Linked DNA regions of Homo sapiens: region 1 is linked to region 2. The links are chromatin loops, found by intact Hi-C in ENCODE. Cell type or tissue: heart right ventricle. All regions are shown on one strand. Each heading gives the region's core, and the rest is flanking DNA. Links, peaks and the distances in the headings are about the cores only.

What was found. Peaks named below come from ENCODE experiments on the same cell type or tissue, not always from the same donor. Only the 100,000 strongest peaks of a DNase experiment are listed, where the experiment ranks them.
Region 1: a loop joins it to region 2, with 2.7 times the contacts of the local background. A loop is called at or near these places in 31 of 110 quality-filtered maps.

Annotation. Positions count from the first base shown.
Region 1 is chr10:591,145-598,839 of GRCh38, forward strand. The region is part of intron 1 of DIP2C (disco interacting protein 2 homolog C); the gene reads right to left. Among named protein-coding and RNA genes, the nearest start is that of DIP2C-AS2, 34 kb to the right of the region's middle. In heart right ventricle, for the core only: no CTCF peak of the experiment used is centred there; no DNase peak of the experiment used is centred there; H3K27ac peaks cover 633 bases.
Region 2 is chr10:786,114-793,808 of GRCh38, forward strand. No RefSeq gene overlaps it. Among named protein-coding and RNA genes, the nearest start is that of DIP2C, 100 kb to the left of the region's middle. RefSeq lists enhancers at 1,565-2,486, 2,782-2,926 and a cis regulatory region at 2,848-2,861. In heart right ventricle, for the core only: a CTCF peak has its summit at 3,490; DNase peaks (open chromatin) are centred at 1,998, 3,018 and 3,488; H3K4me3 peaks cover 1,747 bases.

The DNA of each region.
Region 1 (7,695 bases), core at 1,719-6,718, 190 kb before region 2:
GGAGTCTCTGCTCTGTCACCCAGGGTGGAGTGGAGTGGCGTGATCTCGGCTCACTGCAACCTCTGCACCTTCCCGGTACAAGTGTTTCTCCTGCCTCAGCCTCCCGAGTAGCTGGGATTACAGGTGCCCGCCACCACGCCTGGCTAATATTCATATTTTCAGTAGAGACAGGGTTTCACCATGTTGGCCAGGCTGGTCTCAAACTCCTGACCTCAGGTGATCCACCTGCCTCGGCCTCTCAAAGTGCCGGGATTACAGGTGTGAGCCACCATGCCCTGCCATTACTGGTGTAATTTCTAAGCCACTCTCTCACACCCACTCCCCTATTTTGTTAAAAACCAGTTATATGGCTATATTTTTTCCAAGAGAACCAGTTACCCATTTGAAGTACAAATAAAACATCATGTTTAAAAACCAAAAATGCCAATTTGCACAGAAGTTTACAAATACCCAGTCGATTTGAGCCTTGAGAATAAGATCAAGCTGTTGGCTAAATACAACTTCCCTTTTCATCTGCCTGCCGGTGAGTTAGACACAAGGACGAAGCCACCAGCTAGGGACATGAAGGCAGGAACCACCAAGGTAACCGAGACTCCAAATAAAAGCTCAAGGGACCAACACAAAGGTACCACACCCCACACCCTCCTCTCCTTCCTTTTCAGAACTTCCACAGGATGAAACAGGGACCTCTCCTCAGACGTCCCACAGTGCAGGCAGCCAGAGGGGAAGACAGCGGCGGCCTGAATGAGGCGACCAGGAAATCACATTCCACAAACAGCAGAAAGTCTCCATGTGCTTTACATCTTGTCTCTGAAGAACGATGCGAGTCTAAGTCGCCAGAAAACCATATTCAAGTGTCATTTCACATTTCAAGCGAAGAAAACAGTGGTAGGGCATGAGGGAGACACATTCATAGCCATGTGTTCTGGGGTATTCAACAAGAGGTTTTTTTCTGTTATAAACGTATAATTAGACATTCTCACATTTCTGTATAATTGATATTTCTGCTAATTAGGAAGCATATTAATATAAAGTGAATTCCAAGTGTAATAATCGGAGGACCCATTCAGATGACTTCAGGTTCTGCTGTGTTTCAACTGAAGAAAATGGTTCTGTGTATTGGTAACAAGGCGTGACAGTTTGTGTGGCTGTAATGAGGGCTCATGTTGCCTCCGTAGCAGCGGATGTTATATCACCACATTATCTTCTACAAAAAATCCTGAAAAAAATGAAGGCTGAATAGACATACATACCCTCCCAAAATAATCCAAATGTCCATCGATACGAAAACAGATGAATGACGGTTTGTTCCCACCATGGAATATTCCTCAGCAGTGAAAATAAACTATAGCCACAGGTACCAACTAGCATAAAGAAAATATTTTTAAAATGCTTAAAGTGAACTGACTAGGTGGAATTCCTCGATTACAGGTGTCTGCTTAGAAAGGGTATGGTTCTGAATTCCTGGGATTCAGAAACTAATTAGCAACCCTGTTTGGAGGCACATCTAGAAAAAAGCAAAATAATGACAACACTATTTTTAATTCTTTGTAAATTATAACTATTACTATGAAAATTCTAAAAATGTGAAATTTTTCCCAACTGTTCCTTTGACAAGCTTCAAAATAAATACCATGAGAATACAGCTCCAGTTAAGTTAGTAGAATGGAAACCTGAAGATGTACGAGCCGTCCCTGCTCGTGTAGAAATCTGAGAGCAGGTATGACACTGCAAGGCTCAAACCAACTGGGTATTTGGAAACTTCTGTGCAAAATGGCATTTTTGGTTTTTAAACACGAGGTCACTGTTATTTGTACTTCAAACAGGTAACAGTTTGGTTCTCTTGGAAGAAATACAGCCATAAAACTGGTTTTAAAAATATATATATGGGAGTGGGTATGAGAGAGTAGCTTACAAATTATGCCAGTAGTGGCCGGGAACGGTGGCTCATGCCTGCAATCCCAGCACTGAGAGGCAGTCCCCACACCTTTGAGGGCACTGGTCTCCTCTGCCGCCTTCCTGCAGGACCAACCCCAGGACACTCACTGGGTTTCCATCCCTGCCTCATTCAACATCCCCCCGGGGTGGTCTCATCGTCATCTGGGGCTCAGCTCTGCCCCACTTTCCTAAATCTGACTTCAGAGCCTGCAAACACCCACGCCCAGTGTAACCCTAAGTCCACGTTTACCCCAGAGAGTCCCAATTTTATATGTTTTCCCAACATCACCTTAGTGATAATTTATCCTGTAAATTCCAACTGCCTTCACACCTCACCCCCGCTGTCTCCCAGCAGACCCCACACCCGGGTCTGTGCATGCCGCCCTGCTCTGCCCACGCGGGACCCCCCCCCCCCCACCCTTTCTGGAGAAATCAGCTGGCGATCATCTCCTCGTGGAAGGCTGCCCTGACTTCCAACCCTCTCCAGCAGAGGCAGGGGCCCTCCTCGGTACTTCCCCCCAAAAGCTGGGCCAAGCATGGAGACGGCACATATCCTAGCTGTGCCTGGGATGTCACGGGCGGGGTCCCCAGATGCTCTGCACACGGCCTGGGGCACCACCTGAACACAGCAAGTGCTGAAGAAATAAAACCGACATGCACTGACCTCCGATAGGGCCTCCTTTACCATCCACATCCGTCTCCCCTCTGGACAGTAAAGTCCACAAGAAAGGGAGAGCTTGTCTCACTCACCTTCAAATTCCCAGGGTCACCCTGGCAGGTAAAGGGGACTCGAATGTCTTCTGAAAGCAGCAGCTGGTTAGCTGCCGAGTTAAAGGGCCTCTGAATTTCAGAGCTCTGTGTAGGAGTCCAGCACACTTTATCATGAATGACTCCAACCACGGCGGAACTGGCCGTGGAACCAGTGCCAACCAATTCAGGGTGTGTTCACCGTTTCTCAGTTCATTATCACAACTCACTAACAGAGCAGCCGTGCACAGATCCTCAGACGTTTACGCAGTGGGATGACAGAGGGGCCGACGGTGCTGAGTCACGTGAAGGTCCCGTTGCAGACTGGGAGAGAACGGCCAGACATGGACCCAGGGAGAGCACAGACCTCGGTTAAGTCAGCTCCATGTAAATAGCACTCCTGCCAGGCCCTTTCCTATCTGCACAGCTTCTACAAATTCAACTCTCACACCTGACACCTAAGAATACTGCACAACCCCACATGAAACTCCCCACTTACCTCCCAAAATGACCTGGCACGGCCGAGTACAAACCATTTCAACATAAGGGAACATGGCCAAGTACAAACCATTTCAACATAAGGGAACATGGCCGAGTACAAACCATTTCAACATAAGGGAACATGGCCGAGTACAAACCATTTCAACGTAAGGGAACATGGCCGAGTACAAACCATTTCAACGTAAGGGAACATGGCCGAGTACAGACCATTTCAACGTAAGAGAACATGGCTGAGTACAAATCATTTTAACATAAGGGAACGTGGCTGAGTATAAACCATTTCAACGTAAGGGAACTGGAGGGCACGTGGTGCTTTCTCGAGTCCCTGGCTGCTTCCTGACAGGAAGGCCCAATGCTTCAACACCCCTAGTGAAGGGCAGGTCTCGTCGGCCCCCTCAGAGTCAAGAAAACCCATGTTCACTTTCTCAAGACCACACACAACCGAGCCGCAAACCAGGGCGGAATCTCGACTCTCCGGGTTCAGATCATGTCGAATTTACGACCTGCTGCTGTGGACACTGCAGGAAATGATGAGCCTGATTCGGGCTTTGACCTTGAGCTAATTAGCATTAGCTAATTTCACTTCCCAGGACCAACTTCCAAGGCCTGCAAAGCCAGAGAAGGGAGAGGAGACAGAACACGCCCTCACCGCAGACCTGGTGCAAAGCACGCACTTCTCAGATGTGTCCCAAGGTGCAGTGTGTCCGATGCCCGTTCACATCCACCGACCCGCAGGTCTTCTACATGGCATCAGCCTCCTGGGCACTCGGGACAAGAGGTAAAATGGCAAATCCCCTCTGCAGCAAAGGCGAGGCGCAGGGCCCACACGGAATCAAACTGACCTTTTTCTGACAGTCTCAAAACAAAGAAAATACTGTACAGCCAACGTCCCCTCACGCAGGTTTACTCACCTGTGACTCGTGGGCCATGACAGAAAACTTCAGGTTCTTATTAGTTCCTATTTTCCCCATCCAGGAAGCCTTTGGTTTTAATATACAAACTTGCCATTTTGTAGGCCAAAAACAGCCAAATATTGGCAGTTTCCTATGGTTCAACTGAATAAAATATGACCACAACCTTTTGTGAAACCATGAAGAAAAAGTGAGTATCTCAATATGTGTTTCCAGACTGTGGCTTTGTCCCTGAAGCACTAACTCTTCTCACTCAGGATTTGAGACACTGAAGAACAAACATCAATATCCCACCAAGAGAACTGAAAGAATGAAATGATTTTGCATCTACCTTGAAGCCTTTTTAGAACAAGGCAGGACACAAACTTTTAAAAAGCTCCAGTTGTCCCTCCATCTACACAGGGACATCGGTTCCAGGACACCCCGGGTTTACCGAAATCCACGCGTCCGCAGGACCCGCGCCCACCCTGTGGAGCTGCATGTAGGAAATGTCGGCCCTCCACAAAGTCAGGTTTTTTCAATAAGGGTTTGGTTGGGAAAAAAAATTAACGTAAATGATCCTTCGAAGCTCAAGCCCATGTTGTTCAGGGTCAGCCGCACTTACTACTTGTGTCATAATCTGAGGCCTGACAGCCATCGTTCTTGATAAAGGGATGGTTAACAAACTAACTGTTCTGATTAGAAAGCGGAGGAAAAAGCTTATTTTTAAGCCGACAAAGAGTGGACACTGCTATGGTGAATGGAAAACAGACGTAAATAAGCACCAAGGCTGGGGTGACTGCCTGTGCTCAGACCCACTAAGGCCTGTTCCTCCGCCTCCCTCTGCTCAAACGGATAACTCCTTCCCCACGGCTAAAGGACCTTTTTTAAAGATTCACGCGAGAAGTGCTATGAAAAGCTGAAAGGTCACAGATAACGTTTTAAAAAATAAAAGTAACCTAAGTATTGAACAAGCCCATTATAAATGATAAAAAATGATATTAAGTTGCTGGGTGCGGTGGCTCACGCCTGTAATCCCAGCACGTTGGGTGGCCAAGGTGGGTGCATCACCTGAGATCAGGACTTTAAGACCAGCCTGGCCAACATGGTGAAACCCCATCTCTAACGAAAATTAGCCGGGCGCAGGTGCCTGTAATCCCAGCTACTTGGGAGGCTAAAGGAGGAGAATCACTTGAACCTGGGAGGGAGAGGTTGCAGTGAGCCGAGATCATGCCATTGCACTTCAGCCTGGGCGACCAGTGCGAAACTCCATCTCAAAAAAAAAAAAAAAAAAAAAAAAAAAAAAGTATTAAGTTTTCCTTCCAATGAACCTATCATTCTGCCACCGAGGTATCCTATAGGTACTTATTCAGCCATGAGATACATCACAGGAGACGTAGGTGAATAGGACACAGTTCCTCCCTGACAGAAGGCTGCACCCCAAGGAAGGAAGGCACATACTGTGAATGGAATCGGCATAGGGAACAGATGCTGCGGGAAGTGGAACTGGCTTCACAGAGCACCCGGCTCAAGCGTCTGAGAAATAAGGAGCCATTGGTGGCATCACCTGTGCCTGAGCTGGGGTGGTGGGGAGCCTGTCATCACCACCACTGCCCAGGACAAAGACACCCAGAACCACACAATGAGCTTTCAAGCTCACCAAGGCGATGACTGAGCAATGCGCATAGTGACGCGAACATGCAGACATGAGGGCCACACGTGGCATTGGTTTTGTGTATCGACCTGAGTGGGCCCCGGGGTGCCCAGGTGGCTGGTTCTGCATTATTTCTGTGTGAGATGTGTGTTTGCCTCTGGACTGAGTGGAGACTAAGTGGAGACCCATCCTCGCCAGTGTAGGGGGCACCACCCTGTCCACCCAGGGCTCCAGGGCTCGAGTAAAACAGCAAGGCGGGGAAGGCTGGGCTCGCTCCACCTGTCTGGCTGCAGGCCAGTGGCATCCGTCTTCTGCCCCCGGTGCTCCTGGGTCTCAGCTCCTCAGACCTGGGTGGGATCTGCACCCTCCGCTTCTCAAGCCTTTGAGCCACACCCTCCCAGGCCTCCAGGTTGCAGGCAGTGGGTCCTGGGGCTTCTTGGCCTCCGTAGCCCCTGCAGCAAGCCTCCCCCTGGACACACACACACCGGGCTGGCTCTGTCTCTCTGGAGAGCCCTGACTAAGCTGCCCCTAGAAGTGGTCTTCAGAGTTTCCTTCTAGCCCCAATATCCCAGTGCCCCCCTACAATTCTAGGTGGAAAGGTGAATGGAGACCTGGTGAATGGAGACCAATGGACAGAGGTGTGTGCCGAGGACACGCTGGGCAGCAGGGCTGGGCAGGAGTGCACTAACGCTGTCACTATGCAAAGAATCAATGTCACTTGCCACAAAAATGAGAACAGTAAAGATTCCTTCAAACAGAAATGAGTTTGTTTCATGATTTGCTCTTAATACGTAAGAAATCATAAAAGTAGGCCTACTAACAATTACGTAAGTCTTCAGAGGCTCCTGAACTACTTCTGTCCCTTCATGTTTTTATACAAAATAAGCTTGAGGTTAAAGAGAATAACGTCACTGGCCACAGCTGGGGCCACACGAGGACACAGCTTACACCCATGAGGTCCTAGGGGTCCTGAGTCCTTTCCTGGCTATTTATGGAAATACGGGAGAAACCAGGAGGTCTGAACGTGGACCTGGCCATGCCCCCAGGGGCCAAGGAAAGCACCCATCTGTCCACTCTTCCCTCTACCCCACGGTTCCCTACCTGGACTCTGGGGCTGACGTGGCTTCATGCACTCAGCAGCGCCATCATTAAACGTTTAGGAGGGCCTCCTCTAACCACCGCTGGACCTGCAGAGTCAGCACAAGTCTGCAGGACACGCGTGGACAAGGCTGATGGATCACGGCCTCCCACGAGGAAAGTGCCAGGCAAAGAGTCGGAGACACCAGGGATGGAGCAGCACTCACTGGGGGAGGCCAAGGCCGGCACCGGCCACCACCAAGGGCCACGAGGGCCTCCCTCCCCACCCCAAGGGCAGCTCACCCAGGAAGGTGAAAGCCGGCACCGGCCACCAAGGGCCTCTCTTCCCACCCCGAGGGCAGCTGCGATCACATTTCCCATCGCACCAAGAGACCCCTGCATTGAGCACAAACCTTTCCAACCTTCAAATCAATGAAGAATCACAACATGGACATTCCCTCAATCCATATGGCCAGCCCACAAAACCGACATGCAATCATCACATGCATTTCCTGTGGGAAAGTCAGTCTCAGTCCGAGGCCTCGCGACAGGGGTAGGGGAGCATCATGGGGAGAGGCCCCAGCCTGGCTCCTCCCCCCACAGCTCCTCTTCCCTCTGCTCCTCACGCCACCCCTCCCCACCCCCTCCTAGCTTCAGAGGCTGCTTCCTCAAATTCTTTCCCCTTGATGAAGTCATTCATTCCCCAAATACAAAGCAATTAAAGGCATGAGAGCTCAAGAGAAAATCCACACCGTGGCTTGTGTTTTAGATTCTCTTAAGTTTGAGAATAACCAAGCAAGAATCTTTGGCATCTGAATGTGGTCTGAAGGCATCTGAGCAGAAGGCCTGGCCCCAGCCCGGAGTGGGTCATGGGTGTCTCCGACATCT
Region 2 (7,695 bases), core at 1,303-6,302:
ACACAGACAGGGGAGGGCGAGGGCTCTAAGCAGGGCGTTATGGCCGACACAAGGCGGCCTTCGAGGAGCTTTCCCAACTGAATTGCAGCTGGAGCCCCTCCAAGAAGAAGTTTCAGCCTTGCCACCGGATGCCATTTCTCAAGTGCAGACTCTTCCTTTTAAAAATGAAATGAAAGGTCATTGATTTCTTTTACTTTCCTGGGGAAAAAAAAATTGTTTTTGAGATGAGGTCTTGCTCTTCGACCCAGGCTGGAGTGCAGTGGCGTGATCATGGCTCACGGCAGCCTCAGCCTTCTGGGCTCAAGCAGTAGGCCTGCCTCAGCCTCCCAAGGTGCTGGGATTACAGGTGTGAGCCACTGCACCCAGCTAACTTACTTTACTCTTTTCATAGGCAAGAACTGTGCACAGCACCAAAGACCCCAAAGTATGCAGGGGGAAGTATGCAGGGGGAAGCGTGGCCCCTCCACCCCGCCCTCCCTCCCCCGCTCAAAGGCAACCACGACTTCCAGCCTCTGCTGACTCCCATGGGCGCCTGTGGTGCGGGGGCGGGGTGGGGCGGGGGTCCTCGTCTCGGGTAAGGGTGTGGCCAGCACGGGGTCCAGGCCTTTCTCTTCTCCCAGGAGACCGCCTTGAATGTAAATCTGACATCACTGCCCACTGCCCTCAGGGTCAGCTCAGACCCTCTGTGCAGCCGTTTGGGTGGACACCCCACGCCTGCCCCCAGCCGGCTCTCAGGCCTCAGGCTACCAGGGTCCCTGTGTCTCCGCACACGACGCTGCTCCATGTTTGCTGGATGACTTCGCCTTGTCCGCGGCCGAGTCCACCTGCTCCTTGAGGCCCTACCTAAACGCACTGCCTCTTCCTCCCCACTTTCTGCAGAACCACCCCGCCCTCCTCTCAGACCCCAGACCTGTCCCTTCCTCAGCTGTCACAGGTGCAGCCACGGGCAGCACCGCATCCCCCAAATCCATTCACTGAAGTCTCAGCTTCGACGTGTGGTATTTGGAGACGCAGCCTTTTCAGAGGTAGTTAGGGTAACTGAGCCGGGAGTGTGGGGTCCTGATCCCATGGGCCGTGGCCTCCAGGAGAAGAACAGACACCACGTGCTCCCTGCCTGTGCAGAGGGAAGGCGCGAGGTGGCTCCAGGAACCAGGTCGGCCGGCACCTTGGCCCGGAACTTCCAGCCTCCAGATTGTCAGAAACAAATCCCTGGTGTCTGCGGTGTTGGGGCTGACACGCGCTCTGCCTGGCTGCCAGGTCCTCTGCAGGCGGGGACGGTGCCGGCCATTGCTAGATCCCTGGGGCGCAGCACAGACTGCGGGAAACAGGCTCACCAGCCCGGCTGCACGCACCGAGGCAGCGTCCAGACTCGAGACATCCTCCAGCCACGGGCGAAATCACAGCCATTGCTGCAAAGTTCTTGCGTCCTGTGAAAACTGGATGTGAGCCTCTCTCTGGTGGCAGCTTCTACTAGTGCTTTTTTTTTTTTTTTTTTTTTTTTTTGAGACAGAGTCTCGCTCTGTCGCCCAGGCTGGAGTGCAGTGGCGCGATCTCGGCTCACTGCAAGCTCCGCCTCCCGGGTTCAAGCGATTCTCCTGCCTCAGCCTCCCAATTAGCTGGGATTATAGGCGTGCCCTACCACGCCTGGCTAATTTTTTATATTTTTGGTAAAGACAGGGTTTCACCATGTTGGCCAGGCTGGTCTCAAACTCCTGACTTCAAGTGATTCACCTGCCTTGGTCTCCCAAAGTGCTGGGATTACAGGCGTGAGCCACCGTGCCTGGTGAGAGTTGGGTTTTAGTTTTATTTTGTTTTTCACAGATTCCGGGGGTTGAATGGCAAAGAGGCGGGAGCAGGCGGAGGTCCATATGGAAGTTCAGACTCACCCCGCAGGAGTTCTGGCTGGGAGGCTGCCAGGACAGGCAGGATGTGGGAGCCGCCCTGGGAGGCCCCTCACTCTCCCCACACTGACCTCACATCCCCGTTACGTTCCTCATCCCAGGCTGGGCCAGCCACTGGGCGCTGGACAGAGCTTAGGAAGTAGGATGGCTCCGGGTGGGTTAGAAACCAGGTGCACGGCAGAAGCCGGCCTGGAGCCGCCCACAGCCCCAGCCATCCTTGGAGGGCCCCAGCCGAAGGAGCTGGTGCAGCTGGACACAGAGACCCGCTGGTGATGGGACCGGGCCACACGCTCCTGCAGGGCCCAAGCCGAGACCCCTGGCTGGAGGGTCAGCACCCAGGGTGGCAGCAGCTGCAGGGGGTCTAGGGAAGGACCGGGAGCAGAGCCTCAGCTCGTGCTGCTGCTCCATACACAGAACGCGCTGCGCAGGGGATCCTAGGCTTCCTGGGAGTCACATTAAAAAGCAACGTGAGACGGGCGGGGTTAATTCTGACGGTGATGTGTCCTCTGACCACATATCGCTAACGCACCATCATCCTGGTGTGGACTCGGAGGAAACACCACATGGCTTCTCTTGCCAAACCACCCACGTGTGGCAGGTGGTCACCGTGGAGCACGGGGGCCCAGTGTTTCTCAGACTGAAATCACACACAGACCCTCTTTAACAGAAACGAAAGTCTTGCCACTGCCCAGGGTTTTGATTTAATGGCTACTTATGCTGTACAAACAGCTTAATAAAACTGGGCACAAGCTCTTGCTGACTTGTATTCCGCCATAAAGCCGAATAGCCGCAAATAAAACAAATGTAATTAAAAACCAACATGAACATAACTTGGTGGGTGATGTTTTGCCGAGACAGCGCTGGCTCCAGAGGCCACTCTGGGGCAGGGGGACGTCGGCTTGGCTGTCCTCTGTGCGCTCCAGCTGGGAGGCCGCTTGGCCCCGCTGGGCTCAAAGGTCCCCCTGACGGACGTGCCTTGATGTTGCCACGTTGGACGGGATTAAAGTGCTGAGGCTGCTGTGACGGGTCAGGAAGACAAACTCGGCCCAGAGCACAACTGCGAGGCACACAGCCTTCCCAGAATGGCAGCAAAACCAAACATGGCCCTGGGAGGCCGCGGGGAAGTCCTACCTTGCAGAGCTCTGCTCCGGGGCCAGGGGGCGCTGGCTGGGGCCCCTTTGCAAGGCCCATGCGCCCTTCGACACCAGCCCCCGCCACAGGCTGCGCAGGCAGATGTTGCCGCTGCGTTTCCTCGCCAGGTGTCCATGGTGCCCTGCCCAGCGCTGCAGGCTCACCCAGTGTGGACGCAGGGGGCAAGGGAGCCTCTCCTGGGTCTCTGTCGCACGCCGATGGCTGTCTATCTGGGCAGGGGGTGGGGCTGGGGCCTTCGCCACGGGTGTGTCTTTCCTTTTTGTTTCCTGACGTGGAATTCTGTTGGGATTTTTGGGGACGATGACAGTAAGAACATCAAGGAGCTGCCACTGGATGGTGGAGCCGCCTCGTCACCAGAAGATCGCTCCAGCTGGCGTGGTGTCCGTCCCCCTGTCCTCCGGGAACTTTCCAGTCTCTGGTGAGCCTGGCCACAGACGCCCTCGTGAGGCAGCACTGGCCACTGGCAGGTCTGCTGAAGCCACAACCACACGGACAGGGACGGCTGGGCCGGGCTTCTCTGGCACTGACACTGAACCTGCGCGCGTGGTTCTGGGTGCCCTGGCAGTGGCTGGATCTGCCGCATGCAGAACCCCCTCCTGGCCCAATTGTCTGCACGAGGCAACCGGGGCGTGGGGAGGTCTGAGCTCCACAGTTCAGGCCACAGCACCCGAAGATGGAGCCTGGGACCCCTTTGCCTTTCCAATACGTGATGCCAAGAATTTCCCCAAATGTCCTCGGTTTTATCCCCGAGTGCGACATGGCTAGAAAGCGGAGCAGAGGCGCTGAGGGCAGGAAGAGGAAGATGCGCCAGGCCTCCCAGGCCAAATGCCAGCCCCATGCTCCTTGTTCGCTGGGCTCCTGCACTGCCCACTCCATGCACACATCCAAGCGGGCACAGTCACTGCCCCTCACGTGCCCAGGCCCACAGCCGCCCCCTGACCTCCAGCAGGCACTGGCGAGGCAGGGCAGAGGCTGCCAGGATAGAGATCAGTGGACAGAGACCTGGAGACAACGCAGGAGGGGGCCGTGTGCCGGCCTCACTCAGGGCAGCAGTCACCGATGGGGAGGGGTGTGGCCTGCGAGGCTGAAGTCTGAGCTGCTTTGCGCCAGGCCCAGCTGCAGGGAAAGCTGTAGGGCCAGTGAGTCTCCCTGCCGGGTCTCTCCCCAGCAAGCTGTAGGGCCAGTGAGTCTCCCTGCCGGGTCTCTCCCCAGCAAGCTGGTCAGCCCTCAGCAGGAGGTCACGTCCCGGCCTCCAAACCTGTTTCTGGCAGCCACAGACCCCTAGTCAAAGGGACCTGACGAGCCCGTGGAGCAGGGCTGAAATAGCCGGCTTTGGAAAAATCCAGCTCTAAGACTGTGTGTGCACGCCTTAAAAACCATTCAGGGCTGGGCATGGCAGCTCACACCTGTAATCCCAGTGCTTCGGGAGGCTAGGAGTTCGACGGCAAGACCCTGTACTACAAAAATAATTAGCCAGGCATGGTGGTGTGCACCTGTGGTCCCAGCTGCTTAGGAGGCTGAGGTGGGAGGATCACTTGAGCCCAGGAGTTCGAGGCTGCAGTAAGCCAAGATCATGCCACTGCACTCCAGCCTGGGCAACAGAGCCTGTCTCAAAAAAAACCTTTCAGGTGGAGCTTCTAGGAAAGGTGGTCTGCAGCAGGCATCCCTGAGCTGGGCCCCCAGGCACTGTCGGGGTGACGCTTCTTACCTGGACCACCATCTGTGTCCGCTGCACTGCACTTCCCCTCCTCCAGCACCGTCATCTAAGGGTGAGGCCAGCCAGGGGCCAGGAAGAAAGAGGCCTCCAGGGGTCCTCAGAAGTATCTTCGTCCCCAAGGCGGCTCCTTCCAGGCTGGCCGCGGCATCTGTATCACCAGCCTGCGCACTAGTGTCTGTGATGAGACGCCATAGCACAGGCACTGGGGTCCAGCACATGGAGTCTCAGATGGGCTTCCTGCCTGGGTTGAAGGGTCGTTCTCTGCTAGGGACAGCCATCGGCTCCTTCTCAAAGCCTCCAAGAGATGTGTCTGTCGGCGTCTCAGCCACGCATCCCTGTCTCAGGGACTTGCCTGAGCACAGGGCCGGGCCTGGTGTCTGCAGCTCTGACAGCACCCAGGGGATGCGGATTGGGCCACACTTTGAGGAGGACTGGACTGTGACGTGCCTTTCACAGAGGAAGGAAGGACAGGCAGGAGTCGAGGCAAGGAGTCGAGACAAGGCGAGCCTGTTGCCAGCGAGTCACAGAGTTGTGCAGGGTCTGCCGCAGAGCTCCCAGTGCACTCCAACCCTGCCACCGGACCAGCTAGGCCAGACCCCCAGGGAGCCGAGCACCCCAGCTTTACAGTTTTCCCAGGTGGTTCTGAGTCACTGAGCCACAGGCAAGCCTGGAGCCAGGAACAGCTATGGAGGATCCAGATGCAGATGCACTGAAGCCCACACCTGCCCCCCAGTCCAGCCCAGTGAGTGTGCATGTGTGTGCATGTGTGCACCTGTGTGCGTGTATGTGTACCTGTGTCTCTATGTACATCTATGAGTGTGTGCATGCATGTGTATGTGTACATGTATGAGTGCGTGCATGCATTCCTGTGTCTGCCAGTGTGTGTACATGTATTTGTGCGTGTGTGCATGTATGTGTTCACATCTGTGTGTGCACATGTGTGTGCCTGTGTGTGCATGTCTGTGCCTGTGTATGCACTTATGTGTGCCTGTGTGTGCATCTACCTGGGTGTGCACGTACATGTGCCTGTGTGTGCATCTACCTGGGTGTGCACGTACGTGTGCCTGTGTGTGCATCTGAGTGAGCACAGATGTGTGCGCATCTACCTGGGTGTGCATGTATGTGTGCCTGTGTGCAGGCACCTAGTTGCCAAACAGATCACGCCGACTCACTAGTGATATGTCAACAATAAAACTGGATTGTCATCTTTGTAGAGCAGTAGTTCTCAAAGTCAGTTCTTCATCAGAAATCTAGGGGCCAGGCCTCCAGGCAGCTGTGACACAGCCAACGGCCAAGAGCTGCGGGTATTGATCAGACTGCAGGGCGTCGGTCCTCCCAAAAAGGTGGGCACAGCTTGTCCATCAGGGTTGTGGGTGCGGGGCAGCTGTGTGGGGCCCCTTCCTCTCCCACCACGACGTCTGCTCACACAGGGTCTGTGTGCCTCTCTGGGTGTTCACCTGATAATACAGACCTGGTGGCCCAGTCTTCACTCACAAGCATAGGTCCCAGGCTGCTTACCAGCATGTGAACTGGCTGTGTTGCAGTCAAATGCTCGGCCCCAGTATAGTCAGCGTTCACTGGGAAGGGTCAGGTCTTGTGAAGCCTTGAGCACCACTGGGCAGGGGTGGCCCTCAGGACTGGGCCATCCACGGGAATAACATGAATTAGAAAACAGAACACTACTAAATATTTAAAATTTTTAGCCAGGTGTAATGGTGCACCCCTGTAGTCCCAGTTACTCGGGAGGCTGAGGTGGGAGGATCCACTGAGCCCGGGAGATGGAGGCTGCAGTGAGCCATGATGGCACCACCGCGCTCCAGCCTGGGCGATGGAAGAAGACCGTGTCTCAGAAAAAAAAAAAAAAAAAAAAAACCTTAAAAATAAAAGTGTTTTAAAAGCTCTCTAATGTTTCTTTTCATGCTTATTGTTGGAGATAGCTGCACCGAAAGACCACACTCTGAGTCACTGCTGTGTCAAATTAAGTCAGGGCTGCTGGATAACAGCTGTTCTATTGCTGTCACTGATTTCTGGTGTATCAAAAACAGTCCAAATAAAACATAAATGGGATGAGAAGGGGCTGGAAACCAGAAGAAATGGTGTAACATGTTGCAGACTTCAAAAACGGAGCCACAGCCATGGTTTTCCCATCTAGCACTCACCCTCTATAGCTTTGTTTCCTTAAAGTAAACGAGTCTGAGGAAAAAATGGCACACAACTTTGAACCATGCTATTAAGCATTTTTAAACAGTTCTTCCGACTTTCCCCTGGTGCTCAGCTCTGTCACAGGACCAAATGCTGGCCGAGCACTAGGGCCTGGGTGGACCAGGATCTGTGATATTTGTGTAAACAATTTAGTACTTTAGGCCTAGAATGCTTCCTTCTCAAAGGGCTCCTTCGACCCTCACTACTCCGTAAAATGGGCAGGGGACAGCTGCTCATGCACATTTTAAACAAGTTCAAAGGATGCAGAGAGTAGAAGATTCAACCCAGGTGTTCAGAGGCAACAGTGAATAAAAGTCAGGCTTGGAACCAGCTCTGAGAGTTGAAGGAAAATAAATTCAATATTAAAAAACCAACCATATTTCTATATGCTTGCAATGAACAGTTAAGCAATGGAAAAAATCACATCAAAATATGAAATCTCTACAGATAAATTTAACAAAAGGTGTGTAAGACTTGAGTATGTTGACTACCAAACACTGAAATTAAGTGAAACAGTGACATTAAGACCTAAATAGAGAATCAGAGGACCTAATACCGTCAAGATGTCCGTCCTACCCAATGTCGGTCCTACGCAATGTCGGTCCTAGGCAATGTCGGTCCTACGCAATGTCAGTCCTACCCAATGTTGGACCTACGCAATGTCGGTCCTACCCAATGTCGGTCCTACGCAATGTCGGTCCTAGGCAATGTCGGTCCTACGCA